Regions from separate parts of the Mus musculus genome. Here all the other regions are linked to region 3. A link is a loop called in an ENCODE intact Hi-C map of the cell type or tissue named here. Cell type or tissue: left cerebral cortex. All regions are shown on one strand.

Region 1 (2,500 bases), 140 kb after region 3:
AGATATTATAGCGAATGTGTTTGAGGAGGGCAAAAGTGTTAAAATGGCCAACACATCAGTTGGGGCATTTAAATGCTATGGGAATACTTAACAGTAACAAAGAAGGCCCTAGGGAGATACAGTGAGTTATTTTCTCTATGCTAAAGAGTGGGGCATGTAAGGTGACAGGAGGAAAGGGACATTAAGAAGGATGCAGTGGCAACAGTATCTGTGGTGACTATAGGAAGAGCTGGTCCTGAAATCCTGGGGACCAAGGAGAGCACTGCCACCCCAGCACGGGCTACTGGAAAAGACCCAGAAGGACAGATATAAATGACACTTCAAAGGAAAAAGCCACATGATTTGCGAAATTCTGAAACACAGAGTATGAGTGGCTTATATGGCTTGTCAACAGGAGAGAAAAAGAGATTGGAGGCAGGGCAGACACAACGTAGGGAAAGACGAGCTTGAGGTTTGGACATGTTCAAATACAGTAACGTTCCCAGATGGAAATTCTCCAGATTTCTCCCTGTCCCTTCACAACAGGGCTGTTTAGTGAGGGATGCACTGGAGTGTTTGGTCTGGAGAGAGCAAAGACAAATTTTAGATGAGTGAAGCAAGCAACATTTGAAAATATTGAGGTCCTAGCCCTGCTAATTCTGAGCCATGTAAGAAGCCATTAGATTAGTCCGACTAGATGACTTAAAGACATGGAAAAGTATTTGTATTACAGTGTCCATAAACACTGAAATTTCCAAATGTACTAGATGGACATAAAACCAAAGAGTTATAACCTGAATGAGATGCTAGTATCGCTGATATTTTCCCTTGGCAAAACTGAATCTATCCTTGGAGAACTAAGTCAGATGCCTGTCCTCAGCCCACCTGAATTCCCGCTCCCCAGGCAGTCTGTCATTTACTGTTCATCTTCCCACAACACTCGGTTTATATTTCTGCCACAGCCCTTGCCTCTAGTTCTGTGCATGTTTTCCCCGCTTGCCACCAGACTGGGGACAGCATGAAGATGGGAAGTTTTCTCATCTCGGCATTCCTCACTCCTGAGCAGCTGGGGTTGGTGGGTGACAATTCATCACTGGAAATCTCCAACAGAGGAAGGCTGAAAACGTGGACGGACGAAGCGATGTGCAGTCGCTGTAGCAAAGCCAGTATACACATCACATGTCACTTTTCTCCGACGCCGATAATGCAGAACCAGCAGAGGCAGCACTCTCATTACACACTGCTGGCCCATATTTGTAATGTGTGACATTTTTTATGAAATACTGTCAAAGGCAATCCATCATTGAATAACCTTTAGATTATATGCTGAGGTTGATTTTAAACAGAGACGTAAATGAACTCCGAGGATGATGCTGGTTTTTAAGAAGGGTGTGATCAAAGAGTTCCACAAAGGCAGAACAAATGCCACGGTCTATAAGACACCATGTTCTATAGGCAGGACACTATGTTCTTTTAAGTCACATAGCAGTGACTGAGAAGATTTTCTGCTACCCTTTTTTCACTTGGGGACAGGGTTAGTGTGATGATAATCATGTGACTATGAAATGTGGCTGAGTATTTGTGCCTTGTAGTACATTGGGTGAGGACATGATAAAGGGGCGAAGACAACTAAACATGAAGCAGTCTCGGGGCTTGTAATAACTATCTTGAGAAATGCCATATGGTATATGTATATGTATATATGTGTATATGTATATATGTATATGTATATGACACAGGGCACTCTAAGTTAATTTCAGATGCCAGTTCGACTCACAGTTAAAGGGGCTCTGTATATCTGGAAAGATCTATAATCTTACACATATTATAGAATATAAATAAATGAAACCTTCTAAGTCCCATCATTTCTGTGTAAATCCTGAAAACGCTTCCTCTGCCGGGTTTAGTGCTTCCTGAGAAGGAAAAGCTGATTGTGAGAAGAACACTAAAATTGTAATTCTTTGTCTTCCTTAATTAGACCCAGAGCTCATCACAGTTCTTGCTGAAGCTGTGAGGAAAAATCCAAGCAATAATTCACATTGTCAGGTCAGCAGACACGGGCATGGGGGTCTGATAGGACCAAGATTTGCTTAAGGGATCTTTCTGTGAAGTGAACAGCTAAGAAGAGGTACATGCTCTTCCACAGGAAAAAAAAAATCCCTGAAGACGTGGAGCCCAAGCAGCAATGAACATGGATCGCAGCAGCATCTCGTGTCACCGTTACAGATGCCATTCCATAGGAGGCAGATCAACCACCTCTATACCAACGGACGTGGGGCACTAATTAATAAGTCCCATTAAAGCACGGAGTAATGACATTTAGCATCTAATGAATGCCTCATAATCTCTTCAGTCATTAATATTTCATAGTGTCAGAGCATAAGGATAGCCGTCCTGGACTGGTACAGCATGGTTTTCTGCCTCTGACATGGCCCCAAGGGTGTAGGTGGGACCAGGGTATGGCACCTTGCCATGCAGAATATACATGCGCATCATTCACTCTGTACTTTGGTCCCAAGGA
Region 2 (2,500 bases), 130 kb after region 3:
CGGATTTCTAGAGCATGCACTAGCTTCTGAGACAGGGCGGGACCACGAGTTTAAGTCAGTGGTTCTCAACCTTCCTAATGCTACATGGTCGACCTCCAAAGGGGTCTAGACCCACAGGTTGAGACCCACTGGCCTGAGTGCTCACTGGCTTCACCCCTTGCCCATTCCACCAGCTTAAGGAGATTGCTACCCATATATAGTCACTCTTTTCTTCTTCAGAGTTTACAAAGCACTTTTCAAGTCTTGAGCAAGACAGGAAACCTGTGAGTGGCCCTTTTGTCCTCATTTTCAGGGAAGCTAATGGAGTTAGTTTATATGCTCCGGTGACACACACAGCTAGGGTAGAGCTGAGCAAGGACTCAGACAGGGAATCTATTCCCAATGAGGCCATTAATCCCAGGTAAATCACTACTTTTCTAGGTCTTGGGTTCTTCAGCTATAAAATAGGCTTGCAGCAGTTTCCTAGGCGTGAGTTTAGAATTGTTTAAAGGAAAACAAGTGCCTTACCCACCCCATTGCCAACTTTTTAACAGCGGCCCCACCCTCTAGAACGCACAAGTTCGTGGTTCGGTGGAAGGGGAAAAGGATCTGTGTTGTGAAGTGACTTAAGGGACTGACTCTGTTCTTGCAGAACATCTGGAAAGGGCCAGAGAGAACACATCATGTCATCCCTGTCATCCTTGTCAAGGCTGTCTCTTGCGCGCGCCGGACTGGCCAGCAGTAACGACGCTGCAACAGGATCCTTCTGCACACGTTTATTGGGAGAGCTTGATTGCAGAGGCGAAGAGACCCCGAGCCCAGAACTGGTGCTGCTTATATAGGCCTAGGAGAGGCGTGTCTCACACCCGGATTGGTTATGCACTACGCCTCATTTGCATGTTCCTCATCTGATTGGTTATTCTCTCTCTCTGTACCTCACAGAGCCTCATTATCATACCTCATTTGCATGTCTCACATCTGATTGGTTATACTCTCAAAGCCTCATTATCATGCCCGGGCCAGGCAGTGTCTTTGCAAAACACTTTACTGCATATGTACACATTGGTTGTTTGTCCAAACTTATGCGTGGTGGCCAGCAGTAGTCAGTGCCACTCTGCAACGGCACATGTGGCTTCCCACAGCTGTCATCCCTCATGTGGTCCTCCTCCTTGGCTGGTACAGGCATGAGATCTTGATGTTCAGGATGGTGAGGGAGAACTGCTTTCTCCTGACCTCAATCTTTCCAGACTCTTATGTAAGGGTTTGGCTTCAATGCAGAGTGAAAAGATGGTTCTGTGCTGTTCTAGCTAGTGCATAGTGTCTCTAAATAAACATGCTAAATGATCAGGTTTGCTGTGTCACTAGCAATGGTTCAGAGTAAAACAAGTCATCCTATCTCATCACACAGCCACCACCTTATTTTTATTGCTTTTTAAAAGAATCTTTATGTGTGTGTACATGTGGGAGGTTATGGAAGGTGTGTGGGCAAGAGTATGCCCCAGATAGCATGTGAGGGTCAGAGGACAGCTTTGAGTATCAGTCTTTGCCATCTACTTTGCTTGAGACTGGTCCCTTACTATTTGAGCTACGTGAGCTGGCCTGTGAGCTTCTGGGGAGTCTCCTGTCTCTGCTCATTTCACTGTAGAAGTGCTGGGATTGCAGACGGACACTATGGTGTATAGCTTTACTTAGGCTCTGGGGGATCCAAACCCAGATGTTCATGCTTGTGTGGCGAGCACTTTATCCACCTAGCAATCTTCCTAGCCACACAACTTCCACACTACTAGTAGTATCTGCCAAGCAACTGAGCCTGAATCCTGGGCTAATCAACAAGGCTTCAAACACCTATGGCTACAGGGCTATGCTTTAAGGTGTAGTTTTTGTTAGTATTCTGATATACTGTGGGAAATAACCCAGAGGGTGACTTCCATTGGAAATGAAACTTATACTTCACAGATCCTGAGAGGAGAAGGAGGGAACAGCCTATGTGTGCTCCAGGGAAGAGTACATGGCAGTTGGGAACCTGAAGAAGGAAGCAATAGAAAACACAGGCCTGAGTCTTTTTTGGAAGAGTTTTCCTTCAGAAAGGAATGGGTAAACGAGGCAAGCAGGCTTAGGGATAGCTAATTTGAACCTGCCAGAAGGTTCTAGCTTTAGTGAATATTGCCAGTTCAGAGAAGCACTATCTCTCAGGGCATGTACTTTCTCTCTTTCAAAGGGCCCAAGTTAATCCTTTTTAAGAAATCTTTCAATGGATCTATGTGTCTATGTATCTATCTATCTGTCTGTCTATCTTCTTTTTCTTCTTCATTATCACCATCTATTTACTTATCCATCATTATTTATTATGTCTCTCTATTATGTATCTATGTATGTATCTATGTATGTATCTATGTATGTATCTATGTATCTATCTATGTATCTATCTATCTATGTATCTATCTATCTATCTATCTATCTATCTATCTATCTATCTATCTATCTATCTATCTATGTGTCTATGTATCTATCATCTAACTTC
Region 3 (2,500 bases):
TGTCACCTGCTGGGGTCCCCATTAGACACCCTAAAGTTTAAAAGCACTTGTTTACCAATGCCCCAGTCACAGAAAACCCAAATGCCTATGTCTGCAAGATCTCTCTTAGTGGGAAGCGGGGAGTCAGGCAGACTTTTTAAGAAATAAATTTGTGAATTAATTTTAATTGAACGTAAAACGTGTACATACTTCTGGATACCATGTGACCTCTCACTGTATGTATTTGTTATGTGATGTCCAAATCAGGGCAGGCATGTTCATTCACCATGTCTTCTTCCACAAGCATGTAAAGTCACTCTCTCTAGCTTTTGGGGGGACTACACAGTCTACCATCCATACCATCCATAAGTATCCTTGACTAGAAACTCTGATCTTGTTTTTCCCGTCTGGCTGACACCCACTATCCTTTGACCAGCCCTTCCCTATCCCTCCCTCTCTGACTTCCTCCCGTCTCTAGTAACCCGCATTCTGCTCTTGATTTTAGAGAGCACACTTTTAGAATTCACCCATGAATGGGGTTGTGCTGTGTTGTTTTTCTCTGAGCAAGCTTAATGTCCTTCAGGTCCATTAGTACACGCCCCTTGTCACATCCCAAGCCAGACAGGTGCTCCTGACCCTGATACAGAACAATTTTCTCCTAGTCATTACCTTCTCCCATAACTTACTAAATGTCCACAGGGACGATAACAACGAAGGTCATAGGAGGCCATCTCTCTGAACAACTAATGAGCTATTCAGAAAGTCAGCTGTGTTGATTTTTGAATGGCACCAATGGCCCAAGGCAGACACCCCTCACAGCCAGCCTCTCCTGGTGGTGGCAATGGTGGCCTTGAGCACAGACCTTAAATTATGGGGAAGTAACAGATTTTGTTTGTGGGGCTCTGCAATATCATGATAAAGTCTGGTCACCAAATTGTACTATCCTCTCTCTGTAAGTTGCTGTGTTCAAATGGATGAATGTAGCAAAATAATAGCATGTGATGTATGGGCTGACAGCCTAGAGAGACTTAGGGTTAGAACACGTAAGTACATCCTGGCTAGAACTACATGGCTTAGATTTTGTATTGCTCACGATTGACAGCAGTGGTTCTCAACCTGTGGGTGGTGACCCCCATGGCCACATGACTCACTGTATTAAAGGGTTTCAGTATTAGGAAGGTCAAGAGCCACTGGTCCAGAGCCAAAACTTTTTGGAGAAATGAACAGCTCATCAGATCTGCCTTGAGTTTGTCGGGTCCCTGTAGTCCCCAAGGCCAGAAGGTCCACGCTGCAGTGTGTTATATAAGTGGGTGTGGTGGTGGTGGGGTGAAGGTGTGCTGTGCACAGCAGAACTACAGTGTGTTCAGGGCATGCTGGGATCTGCAGAAACATTTTCCAGTAAGGATTCGTGTCAGTTTCAAAGTGCTCAAAACAACCCTAAAAAGAGTGTGGCCAGAAAAGCTATTATTGCTGCCTGAAATCCTTGTTGGAACAAAACGTGAAACAAAAACGAGCGAAATAGAACAAAGCAAGTCATTGTGTAGCGAACCTCACCGTCCAGTGTACCTGGCTGGCATGTGGGTGACTCAGGAAGGTCAGGAACCAGGCTGTGGCAGTTGCTTTAAACCTCTACCTTTCGGTGTGTTTCGGGGGTGGGGGTGCTATGTCCTTGAAGGGAGCGTGGGTGAAGAGCACTCCTGCCTAAAACCGCGTGGGTTTCCCTCCTCCCCCATATCCCTGTCCTGTTTTCTAGAAACAAGTGGATTCATCGGACTCGCCTGCCGATGACCCCCTTCTCTATTTTCTGTTCCCTTCCTTGAGCCTTCCTCCATCCTGGCTCAGGGTGAGCCGACAGGAGGAGCACAGAAGGCGCCGACCTTGGGCATAGAGGCAGAACTGCCCCCCCACCCCCCACCCCCACCCCCACGCCCCCACCCCCCGCTTGAACTAAAGCAGTGGCAAACCCTCTCCTGAAATTTCTTTCTCGCCCTTCATCAAACTTTTGTTGGACCTGGAAAGGAAATGAATTCTAAAGGCAGGAAATGACCCAAAGACCGGAACAATGTGTGCAAATCTAAACTCGTGCTTCCGCCCTTTGGTTACAAAGCATTCTAATCTGTGTCCCAGGAAGCCTAGCCCATTGCCAGATGGAGATCTGTTTTCAGATCGGCTCTTGGCATCTGCCACTCCCAGCTGGTGACATTCGCACGTTTCTGAAAGGCAAACCTGTCCCCACATCTTCAAACTTCTGGAGAGGTGTAGCCCCAGGAAAGTCCTCGAGGCTCTGGCTGACAACGCCAACCATCTGAAGCACTTCATCTGCGGTCGAACTGTTGCTGGACTCCAGCCTAGAACGCCAGCACACGGAGTCTGTTCTCGAAGATCTTCAGCATCTGAAACCAAAGTGTGTCTCTGCTGCCAAAAAAGGCTGGCTCCCTCGCCTGCTTCATAATCCCTTTCTCACCAGGCGTTCCTGAAGAAACCCGATGAGTCAGGGAGGAAGGAAAAAAAAGTGTCTGAA

What was found. Hi-C counts contacts between places; a loop is a spot of excess contacts. Peaks named below come from ENCODE experiments on the same cell type or tissue, not always from the same donor. Only the 100,000 strongest peaks of a DNase experiment are listed, where the experiment ranks them.
Region 1: it touches region 3 in a loop (4-fold over the local background); 5 of 42 quality-filtered maps call a loop at or near these places.
Region 2: it touches region 3 in a loop (2.3-fold over the local background); 2 of 42 quality-filtered maps call a loop at or near these places.

What each region holds. Positions count from the first base shown.
Region 1 is chr17:80,940,958-80,943,457 of GRCm38, forward strand. No RefSeq gene overlaps it. Among named protein-coding and RNA genes, the nearest start is that of Tmem178, 2.4 kb to the right of the region's middle. In left cerebral cortex, no CTCF peak of the experiment used is centred here; DNase peaks (open chromatin) are centred at 1,054 and 1,878; H3K27ac peaks cover 1,766 bases.
Region 2 is chr17:80,926,137-80,928,636 of GRCm38, forward strand. It overlaps C230072F16Rik (RIKEN cDNA C230072F16 gene), which reads left to right. Exons shown (of 6, transcript NR_131127.1): 4 at 632-806. Among named protein-coding and RNA genes, the nearest start is that of Tmem178, 17 kb to the right of the region's middle. In left cerebral cortex, no CTCF peak of the experiment used is centred here; a DNase peak (open chromatin) is centred at 1,233; H3K27ac peaks cover 1,173 bases.
Region 3 is chr17:80,799,454-80,801,953 of GRCm38, forward strand. No RefSeq gene overlaps it. Among named protein-coding and RNA genes, the nearest start is that of Gm33596, 8.7 kb to the right of the region's middle. In left cerebral cortex, no CTCF peak of the experiment used is centred here; DNase peaks (open chromatin) are centred at 1,485 and 2,342; H3K4me3 peaks cover 379 bases; H3K27ac peaks cover 1,962 bases.